Linked DNA regions of Homo sapiens: regions 2 and 3 are each linked to region 1. Evidence: chromatin contacts called from ENCODE Hi-C or POLR2A ChIA-PET data. All regions are on one chromosome and are shown on one strand. The core of a region is the stretch at or near the end of the contact, and the rest is flanking DNA. Distances in the headings are between cores, read along the strand shown. Region 1 holds the start of QTMAN (queuosine-tRNA mannosyltransferase). Region 2 holds the start of MMADHC-DT (MMADHC divergent transcript). Region 3 holds the start of RBM43 (RNA binding motif protein 43).

The links. A loop is a pair of places that touch in the nucleus more often than their neighbours do. ChIA-PET counts read pairs that join two places held with the same protein, here RNA polymerase II (POLR2A). Pooled maps may share reads with other maps.
Region 2: a map of naive thymus-derived CD4-positive, alpha-beta T cell shows a loop between it and region 1 (9-fold over the local background). The contact joins the promoter of MMADHC-DT here to the promoter of QTMAN in region 1. A Hi-C loop is called at or near these places in 1 of 168 maps with a recorded cell type or tissue (naive thymus-derived CD4-positive, alpha-beta T cell), 1 of 37 single-sample maps with no recorded cell type and 9 of 50 pooled maps.
Region 3: a map of CD4-positive, alpha-beta memory T cell shows a loop between it and region 1 (19-fold over the local background). The contact joins the promoter of RBM43 here to the promoter of QTMAN in region 1. A Hi-C loop is called at or near these places in 1 of 168 maps with a recorded cell type or tissue (CD4-positive, alpha-beta memory T cell) and 4 of 50 pooled maps. POLR2A ChIA-PET finds 5 or more read pairs at or near these places in 1 of 52 experiments (naive thymus-derived CD8-positive, alpha-beta T cell).

What each region holds. Positions count from the first base shown.
Region 1 is chr2:144,331,097-144,334,650 of GRCh38, reverse strand. It overlaps QTMAN (queuosine-tRNA mannosyltransferase), which reads left to right and starts at 2,139. Exons shown (of 12, transcript NM_001376312.2): 1 at 2,139-2,212. RefSeq lists an enhancer at 1,506-2,083 and a silencer at 1,865-2,464.
Region 2 is chr2:149,585,582-149,588,949 of GRCh38, reverse strand. MMADHC-DT (MMADHC divergent transcript) reads right to left here and starts at 1,592. Exons shown (of 3, transcript NR_110240.1): 1 at 1,100-1,592. It overlaps MMADHC (metabolism of cobalamin associated D), which reads left to right and starts at 1,175. Exons shown (of 8, transcript NM_015702.3): 1 at 1,175-1,286; 2 at 1,801-1,861. The coding sequence starts at 1,853. RefSeq lists enhancers at 1,129-1,448, 765-1,964.
Region 3 is chr2:151,260,172-151,263,929 of GRCh38, reverse strand. RBM43 (RNA binding motif protein 43) reads left to right here and starts at 2,067. Exons shown (of 4, transcript NM_198557.3): 1 at 2,067-2,205. The coding sequence starts at 2,203. RefSeq lists an enhancer at 1,984-2,213 and a silencer at 2,254-2,523.

The DNA of each region.
Region 1 (3,554 bases), core at 890-3,389:
AGTCAAGGAATTTTGATGTTGAATAGCTTTATATAAGTGTTAAATATTAACATGAGCCAGATGCTGGCAGGTATGTGAGACAGAAAGTCTGAGTTTGAACCCTGGCTTTGTTTCCAATTAAGCTGGGTAATATTGGGTAAACAACTTACCCTCTCTGGGCTTCAGTTCTTAATCAGATTAAAAAAGATTTAAAAATTTTTTTCATTTTAAAATGAAAGGATTAGACTCCCAATTATTTTAAGAACCAGTTTAATTATAAAATTATGTAATTCTATTTTTAAAACAATGAAATGGCAGCCATAAACTTTAGGATTTTTCAGATATTGTGGTTCGATTTAGAATTTTTCCATTTTACAATGGGTTTATCTGGATGTAACCCCATGGTAAGTTGAGCAGCTTCTTATGACTTATGATGGGGTTATGGTTTCTACTGAATGCACATACATTTCATACCATCCTAAAGTTGAAAATATTGGAAGTCGAGGACCATCTGCTGTGTTGCTAGCATTAAATGCAATTTTGGCTTACAATATTTTTAACCTACATTGTGTTTATTGGGAAGTAACCCCATCGTAAGTGGAGAAGCATTTTGTATTTTATTCTGTGTAATAGGATTTACTAGTTTCATGTGTAGTCAGAACACTCACTTTCAGGTTTTGGCATTTACTCTTTTCTGTTTCTCAATTTGTGTGAAAGTGGATGGACAGATGGTTTATTAGGCTTTCAAATGCTTACAATGCTGTTGTTCAATTCAACAATGGTTTTAAACTTTGAATGTCCACACAGAGCTGGATTTTGTTTGGAACGGAAGATAGTTTCGACGCTTCAATTTAAGGATAAGAATGTTTACTCACATAACTTAAAGCAACTTGTGGATATAAGTACAAAGACCTAATCGATTTCCTTTATTTTGGTATGTTTCCTAATTCATTTCCACATCACAGCCTAACTCTTCCGAGTTGCAGTTTTAAAAATGAAGTTACTTAATAAACCAGACATCCAGTTATATTTGCATGTTTTGCCTTCACCAGAGTCATTTAACCTACAACCTCCTTCCAGATACAAAAACCTTTACTTTAGAAAGGATCCTTTACTTCATAAAGGAATTTAACGAAGGGACACATTCCTCACTTTACAGTCAAGAACACCTGGGACTTCCTGGTACTCTTTCTACTATGTATTCTATAAATAAAAGAGCTAAAGTGAAATTAGGTCGCAGCGAAAAAACATCCAACATTTGTGAATTTTAAGCCCCAACAGAAAATCCCATTCCTTGAAATTCAAGTGGCAATGAGAATATTATTGCATAAGGAAAATATAGATGGAACTATGCAAGTCAAATGATGGTCTCCACTGCTGTCGCTTTGCTTTGTGATTTTTAATTACTCAATGTGACTCTCCTCGTGTAAATGGGACCGCGAATATGCAATTATTGAATACTCAAACTGCATCAGAAGTGTGTGGAGTAGTCAGAACCGAAAGGACGGGAAAAATGGAGATAAAGGAAAGCATGAGCCTTGCCAGGAGGGAATCGAGGAGGTCCAGAAGGAGGGATATTAAGAGGCATTGGCAAAGCAGCTGTGGAGGAGCTCCGGGCTGCAGAGCAGGTAGAGGTGTCGGCAAGGGAGCCAGGAACCCGCACAGGGGCCCTGAGGCTCTAGTAGGCCGGGGAGTGGACCAGGAAAGGAGATGCAACGGGCCGGCTGGAAAACTGCACGGGGAATCCGAGGTCGACCTAATGAACAGCACAGACCTTCCAGAAGGAAAGAGAAGGTGACTATGCGAGCTTAGAACAGGACTAGGAGGTTGGGGAAAGAGTACGAAAAAGCTGAAAGGGCGGACAGGGTGCTGACGAGATGGGAAAGGGCGCACAGGGAGGTGGGGAGCAGTGCGAGGCCGGGGGACAGTGGGCAGGTGCGAGGAGCCGAGCCCGCGGGCTGGGGCGGAGCGATTCGCGCGGGCGGGAGCGCCGCTGACTCAGGGACCTCGCGCCAGCGGAGTCCGGGCGGCGCAGAGAGGCGGAGCCTCGATTGCGCGGGCGGGCCGAGGGGCGGGACCAGCGCCTGACGCGCCCGGAGGCCGAGGCGGCCGCGGGCCGGGAGGGGCGGCGGCATCCGCGGCGGCCGCGGGGGAGGGGCACGGCGTCAGCGCGTCGCCGGCTGGGCCGCGCCGGTGGCCAGGAGGGAGAGACAAGGAGGAGGAGGAGGAGGAGGTGAGTAGGCTCCGGGCTGGGGAGCCGCGCGGGCCAGCGGGGAGGCGGGGAGCGCGGCCCCTCCCCTCCCCTCCCCGGCGCCCGCCTCGCGGGGCCGCGCTGCGCGGAGATCCCAGAGGGGCAGCAGCGGCGGCTGCGGCGCGGGGAGCCGGGGGCGGGGGGTGTGGGGGAGGCGGAGCTGAGAGCCGCGCGCTTCCCGGGCGCACGCGCTGCGCTCCCTGCGCCGCCGTCCGCACCGCGCTCGGAATGGGGCGTCACGCCGTGGCATTTTGTGCCTTCTGCAAACTGGTCGTGTTCGAATTGCGTTTTTTTGGTGCCTACATGTCGTGCGTGCTGGTTTTCTGCGGCCCGGCGCTCCGCTTCTTCCTCGCGCAGGCTGAGAGGACGGGTGGGGGCACGTCGCCCTCGCGCGGGAGAAGGGAGGCCGGGCGTCCGGGTTGGCCTGAGTTGGCTGGGGTGCTTCGCCGACCACCAGGCTGCCCGGCGCTTGGCCCCTTGCAGTGCGAGCCCCAGGCCTTCCTGACGGAAAGCTTCGCTTCTGGCTCCTAGTCGCCCTCAGTTACCAGACCTCCCCAGCGCCCCACTCCTCTCTGCCAGCCGAGTGTGAAGACCCTCACTGTGCCCCCCACCCCGGAATCCCTCGTCTGAGGATTAAGCACATAACTTCCCATTTTCATCGGGATCCAGACAATCCCATTCTGTCCAGGTGGAAAGATTCTCTGAATTTAAGTCTTGGGAATGCAGCAGCGAAATTTAACCTTTAGTCCCGAAGTAGTTTTTTTGCCTTCTCTCGCACATACAACTTTTAGAGTCTTCTGACAACTGTGCTGCTTTAGGTTATCTTGAGATTCTTAAGTTAATGCCTTGAGGCCGTGTGATGGGAGTTTCAAAGAGAAGGCTTTTACAGCTTTTCTTCCACCTGTATCGCAGTTTGAAATGGAAAACGTGAGTTGATGATGATTTTCCATACGAGATGGATTTCAGTTTGCAGCCCCGGCTGCCGTGGCTCACTTGGTTATTTGGTGCCTACCCCTGAAGTTGATTTTAAAGCTTAAAATAGTGGTTAGGTAAAGGAGCTGCTGAAAAAGAAGTTCAGTACAATTCAATAGAGCCATTCTATTGGCTTCTATTAACGTGTTTAACCTTAAGCTTTAACCATGACAGGAGTTTCATGTAGGAACCCACATACCAAGTGAAATATTGAATTTTAATTAGTGCGTTCCAGGTCTGACTTGGATTAGATTCTTCTCGGCTCCCACTCCCTTTTGGTATACATTTTCCTTAGGGTCCTGTACTGTATTTAATGAAACAGTTTTAGTATTGAGGATTAGAGGAGTACCTC
Region 2 (3,368 bases), core at 343-2,842, 5.3 Mb before region 1:
AGCTGGAACCAATATGAACAACAAAATAAAGTAGTATTGGATTATAACCCAAAATGTAAAATAAATATCCATGAGTCCATACTGACATAAATGATTGAATACATAAATAAATGCAGTACAGACAAATCTCCCATGCAGAAGAATTCCAAATAATTCATGAAGATATTCTGTCCTCATAAAGGTGGAGTATAACAATTTCCCATTCCTATAGTTTGGGCTGCACAGAGAGATGTCCTTCCAAATAGTATAGTATGGAGAGGAAAAGAAAAACAGTAACTTCACAGTGGAGAAACCTGACAAACCCTACATAGGGAGGTGGAAGGGCTTACTAGATGAAACAAAGGGGATCTTTGTAGAACTATAAAACTTTTCTGTATGACACTGTAATAATGGTGATAAAGGTTAGCATCAACAGTAATAAGTCATGTTGATAGTATATACCCTTGATGTGATGTGATGAGAAGATCACTTTACCTTACCTCTTAACTCAAGAAAAACCCATAACCTCAGTTAATGCATGAGAAAAATACAGGCAAAACCCAATTGAAGGACATTTGACCAAATGACCAATAAGTCGCTTCAAAACTATTAAGGTTATCAAAAACAAGGAAAGTTTGAGAAACGGTCACGGTCCAGAGGAGCCTGGAAGACATGGTGATGTACTCCGGACAGGATCCTGGAATGGAAAAGAATACCAGGTCGAAAACTAAGGACATCTGGAATAAAATATGGGCTTATGGGCTTTAATCAATTTTTAAAAAAGTATTAGATACATGAAAATGATACACGATTTACAAATCAATCGCCTAATATTTATCGAGCATATTGAGAGCCTGGCACTGTGGTAGGGCTGGGGACACAGAAAGAGGTAAGTGCCCTATGCTCAAAAACAGCGATTCATGAAAAATAAACAACTATGACAAAAAGAACAGAAGACTGTATCTCCTGGAGGCAGTAAGGAAGGCTTAAGTTGGGAGGACTATCAAACGCATCAAGGAGTTACTGAAGATTAACTGACCCGCCTAACGCAGGTCGGAAGCCCTCCTATCCATCCACCCAAATCACCCCTGCCCCACCTTTTCTCCTCCCTTGCGTTTACCCAATGGCAGGTCGGCTCCACGTAGGCCTACTTTGCGCGTGCGCATCATCGTTTCGACGCGCTCGGAAGCAACTTCCTTTGCCTGCTCACCGCCAGCGTAGGTGCTACCACCGCTGCCGTCGCCGCCGCCATTTTGATGGCAGGAAGAGTCCGGTTCTGGGACAGCTGGAGACAGTGGTGGTGACTGGTACGGATGGTTTCCGCCCATGTTAGCCCCTCCAAATTTGCCCGTGTTAGGGTTACAGCCCTCGGTATTGCCCGTATTTTCACTGGGTCCCTGTCGTTGTCCCCAGCCATCCTGTCCGTCTGTCTTTAGTCTCTTTTCTGCTTCCTCATCTTTCCGATCAGCCTGAAGCTTTGCTTGGAGCTGTTGTTACGCAGCCCCAACTTCTGTTAAAGCAGCCGCTTCGATCCTCTGGACTGAATTTTGGCCACCCAGCCCCCATTCCCCTCCCGGATCTGGTCCGAGTTGTTTTTCCGCGGCTGTAAACCGGAAGGGCTCTGAGCTGCACTGCCGGCTCCGGGCTGGGGGATCTGTGCCTGGCATGGGGGCGAGTTCTGGCCTCCTTAGGGTACGGGGAGAGCTTGGACTTTGGTCCTGACGTGGTGGACGACACACCTTCGAAGAGTGGACGTTACCTCAGTTGTCTGTTGTTAGAGTTTAATCGATCACTCGTCTGTTTTGTTGTGTTCTTTCCCAGAAATAACTTTACCAAAGGAAAGCTATTTTGCGAACTATCTTCTCCAGCGGAGATGGCCAATGTGAGTAAATTATCTCTTAAGAATCAGCATAGTAAACTCGTTTGGGAATGTTAGGAATGAAAGAACGGGTTTAATTATGATGGCATTGGGTGGTATAGTGTTAGATATAATGTATCAAAAATGTCAAGGGAAGCAAGTGGTGTGAAATTATGTTATGCTTTGAAGATGGTAGCATTCTTTGCACTGCAAATACACTTATTTATACAATTTCATTTGTACAGATGTGGAAATTCAAGCACCCTTTCGGTATTTTTTAAATACAGCGTTTCAGTAAATATTAGAATCTATGTTTAGGCCCTTTTTTAGCTTTTGGGTTAGCTAAACTGAAGGGTTTTTTTAATCTTTTTTTCTTTTTTTTAAAACAGTTTCCATATTGGAAGTGACCTTCTAAATCCTACAAAATAAGAATAGGAGATACTCTCACACACCAGAGATATTTATTGACTGTAACTTTGCAGTGATTAGACACATCCTATCTATAGAATTCATATGTAGCGGTCATAAGACATATATAAAAACAGCTACAATTAAAGTATAAAGTAATAATTTTTTTTAGAACCTACACGAAGGTGCAATGCAGATTCAAGTCTTTGTGGAGAGGAGTTTGGGATCACTTCATGAGGGAAACATTTAACTTGAGGTTTGAAAGATAGGTGGGATTTGTATAGTCTAAAATATGAGCGGGAAGGACAGGAAGGTATATTCAAAGAACTCCCCAACCCGCCTACCCCTTTGAAAAACTGAAAAGTGACTGCTGCCTGCCAACCTGAATGTAAGCTGCATGAAAGAGATAAGTGGGAGATAAGGTTGAATTGTGAGGTTGGTACCAAGTAAATGAGAGCCTTGAATGCCGAACTCAGTAATTTAGACTTCATTCTTTAAATTGTGATTATTCACTTAGAGCTGTGTGCTAGGAAGATTTATATGGCAGCATTTAGCCAGGATGCTATTTCTGTAATTGAACATGGTATATTAAGTCTAAAGTGTGACTATAGAGACAAGTCATAAGAATAGATTACTAGTCTTGGCCAAGTTCTATGGTGAATTTTTGCCTGCCCATAACCTGCACAGAAAGAGAATGCTGTAAAAGAAGTATGTGGTACTTTCAAAGGAGAGAAATTAATTGAAGTAGAATAGAATGCTATTATTTGACCTGGTTTTATTTTGGTTTAAATGAATAAATTATAATAGTTCAGTAGGGAAGATCCTTTTATAAGTCTTTTGTTAGAAAGAAGTTCATATTAAAATAAATTTAAGTTTCAGTATCCAAATGTACGATAACAATTTTTGTGTTAATTTATATGGATTGTAAATTGTGGATGGATGTTACTAATGAAATATGCAGATAGTGTTTCATAACAAGGGGCAAGAATGTTCATGTTTCAGAGTCTAGACAGGTACATTAAGAAGCCTTCATGGGGACTGTGACAAAGCCTTTCTGAACAAAGGGGAGCAACCTTTCCTTAGCTACAGTGATTTGTTGCTAACTAATGCCATTTGGTTATGT
Region 3 (3,758 bases), core at 818-3,317, 6.9 Mb before region 1:
TTGGGGAATTACATACAGATGTACCTCATTCTGTTTTTTTTTTTTTTTCTTGAGACAGAGTCTTGCTCTGGAGTTCTACTTGTTAAATTTCAGATGCTTGTTTGACATTCAAGTGGGCACTTAGATATATAAATCTGGAGATAAAATATAAATTGGGGAATTACATACAGATCTACCTCATGCTGTTTTTTTTTTTTTTCCTTCTTGAGATAGAGTCTTGTTCTCTCGCCCAGGCTGGAGTGCAGTGGTGTGATCTTGGCTCACTCTGCCTCCCGGGTTCAAGCGATTCTCTAGCCTCAGCCTCCCGAGTAGCTGAGATTACAGGTGTGTGCCACCACGCCCGGCTAATTTTTGTATTTTTAGTACAGACGGGTTTCACCATGTTGCTCAAGCTGGTCTTGAATTCCTGAGCTCAAAATGATCCGCCCACCTTGGCCTCCCAAAGTTCTGGGAATACAGGCGGGAGCCACTTCCCCCTACCTCATTCTGTTTTAAAATCTTCATAGCCTTGTGCCTTACTGATATATCATCAGCCGTATAACAAATAGCTCCATCCAATGATAAACTAGGTGGATCCCAGTTTATAAAAAAATTATTACTACCTGTATTTCAAGCAATGTACAACTAAAATTTCTATACAATATCTTAGTGCCATTTGCGCACTATAACTTCAAGTTCAGTTCTAAAAGTAGAATTGCTGAGACTAAGAATATGTGCATTTTACATTTTTTTGCACTTTACATTTTGATAAAAATCTTTAGAAGTATTTGCATCCATCTATGCTTGCAGCAACTCTGATGCTTACATTCAGGCTAACACTTTCTGGTTTTGCAGATCTAGTTGTGAAAAATGGTATCTTATTATTTCAATTTACATTTCTTAGGAGTGGGATTGGGTTTCTTCATATCTGCTAGCCATCTACCTTTGTTCTTCATGCATTCATTGATTTGATTTTGAAGTTTGTCCAGAGATTCCCTGTGTCCCCACAGGCGCCATTCGGGGTTCCTGTGCTAAGGCATGGACAAGGTGGTGAGCTCTCTGCTGGCAGGGACCTGGCGCTCTCATCCTGTGTCCTTAGCACCCGGCAGAGGTCCAAGAGGGCTCCTGGTCTGGGCTGGGAAGGTGACCAACACGGCGTTGGGGGTTGAGGTGGGGGTTGGGGAACTGGGGTAGGTTGTGCAGAGGAAAAGGCCCAGGTGAGCGGTGGGGGAAGGGGAAGAAGTCTGGACAGATAATAAGGGCGTAGGAAAGACATCCAGATTTCACTGAGTGCAGGGCTTTTTAAAACTGATGTTAGAAAAACTTGATTTGCTGTTGTAAAAAACCATCTGTGTGAAGTAGAAATTGATATCAATAACATGATAGAGAATACGTTCTAAAAAGTAAAGGTAGCTGGATGTAAAATTCTGGCAGAAGTTTAATATCCTAGATGGTTAGTTTGAGGCCAGCAACTAATGAGGATAAAAGCCTTCTCCATGGAAAATTTTGGACAGTTATCTGGAGAAATATTACAGTGCGCATCAACCAAATTGAAATGTTTTCAAAAGTGTTGTAAAGTTTCATGTAGTAAAAAGGTTTTAGCCACATGCCCTTCAATTTCATGGCATCGAATATATAAACACAGAAGAGAGCATGCATGCAAGATATTTAACTCCCTTACATGATAATGCATGCGATTCAAAACTATCATGACATCTAGGGCTCTCTGCAACTACGAGATGATTGATGTTAGGAAAAGCGTAGCCCCCCAGTATCAACACAGGAAGCGGCCACCACCTACTATGTGTTTTCCCTTTTTGCGTTTTTTCTTTTTTTAAATCAACTCTGCCGTTGTTGCTGCTGCTTAGCAAAACGGGTAAAAACAAAATTGCAATCACTGATGCATCACCCAGAGAATTCCCAAATTTCCTGTCGAGGAATCCTCTCGGCCTCTCTCCAGAGTGCTTCCACAAGTTGCAAAACTACGGAGGGCGTCTGGGCAGGCGCTGGCAACAGCACTCCTGAGTCCGAGCTCCCACTCAGAGGCCACGAGGTCGCAGAACAGCCGGATCGGGTGGAAGGACCGCCCTTTTCTTCGTAGCCTCCAAGGGAGCTGGAACAAAAAACGAAACCAAAACCTGCCTGCTCGCTCCTCTCCCCATCGCCTGCGTTCCGCTGGTTGTGGGCTTTCTGCGGCCGCTGAGGGCGCGTCTCCCCTCCGCCATGGCAAGTTGCTTTTGCTTTGGGTTTTGCGGTGCAGGTCCGTGCCTGTACCGTCGCCATGGTCCCCTAGAAGGGCGCGGAACCGGGCGCGACGGGCCAGGGTGCAGGGCTGCGCGGGAGGGGGCGGCGCACGGAGGGGCCCCAGGGACCCCGGGGGCCCCGGAGAGCCGTCCACCCCGGCGGGCAAACTCAGGTCAGCCTCGCTGCACCCTTCCCAGGTGGCGGCATTGCGCGCTCCTGAAATTCACGTACGGCGGTGCAGTATAGGCCCGCTCCAGAGGCTCAGGACTAGGCTGTCACCTCCCACACCCACTGCCCAGGCGACGGGGACGCCGCCGTTCGTCGAGGAGCTGCTTCGCAGGCTGTTAGGGCTTAACTGTTGTCCTCCCACGCCTCGGGGGGAACAAAAGTGGCCTGATTAGCCAGAAATGGAGGTCACAGCTGCCTTTTGAAAAGGGCTAATAAGAACGATTCGAGCCAAGGACGCAAGTCAGGAAGACATCCTCATGTCTTATGTCTGCCTTGGTGCGAATTCTTGTCTTAGCAAATTCAAAATTTATCCTTCTGTGTTTTGTTTTGTTTCCATCAATCGCTTAAAAGCCTTGGCAAGGCCTTTAATTCCTGCTCTGAAATGCTAGAGTCCCGGAAATGCAAAAGCAAGTACGTTTTTGTTGACCTGGTGGCGGTAGAGGCGTCGTCATTGAAAATAAACAACTGATTTTGAGAAAATCAATATAAACAAATGCAGTCAATGAATCTTCTGTTTCTTCCCAATGCCTTACTTACAAAAGTAAAGTTTTGCTATATACTTTTTGCTTTCTGATAAGATGGCCAAGTCTGTTATAACACAATACTGATGCAAGGAAATGCGCCATCACGTTAGTATGTCTTGGCTAAAAGCTGCTCGTTTCAAAGTCCTTGAAAGGACTGTCTTTCTCTAGGCATTTCTTTATCTTAATCGTGGGTAGAAGAGATGAACAACCCTCATTATTCATAATTGACCTCAGTAAAATTATCTATGTTAGCCATACTTTCTCCAACCTATGAAAGGGAGTTAAGGACAAATATTGGCAAGTCATTGAAGTACTAATTCATTAGATGATTCATAGAAACTAGTTCTTACCAAACAAAATTTACATCTTTATGTTTTTTTCTTCTAAAAATACTGGTTCAGGGAGAAGTTTCTTTGATTTTAAAGATAAATTACCAGTAGACATTCGAATAAAGAAATATGGTATTAGTACTAATGAGGGCATAGAGCTGAAGTAAGATTTCCTGAGTTTAAATTGATTGCATGTTTTTCTTTGATATTGTTGGGGTGCAGAAAATGATCTCCCTGCCCGGCACGGTGGCTCACGCCTGTAATCCCAGCACTTTGGGAGGCGAAGGAGGGCGGATCACTTGAGGTCAGGAGTCTCTACTAAAAATACAAAAATTAGCTGGGCGTGATGGCATCCACCTGTAGTCTCAGCTACTGGGGAGGCTGAGGTGGGAGGATCACTTGAGCCCAGGAGGCGGAGGTTGCAGGGAGCCAAGATCACGCCATTGTTCTCCAG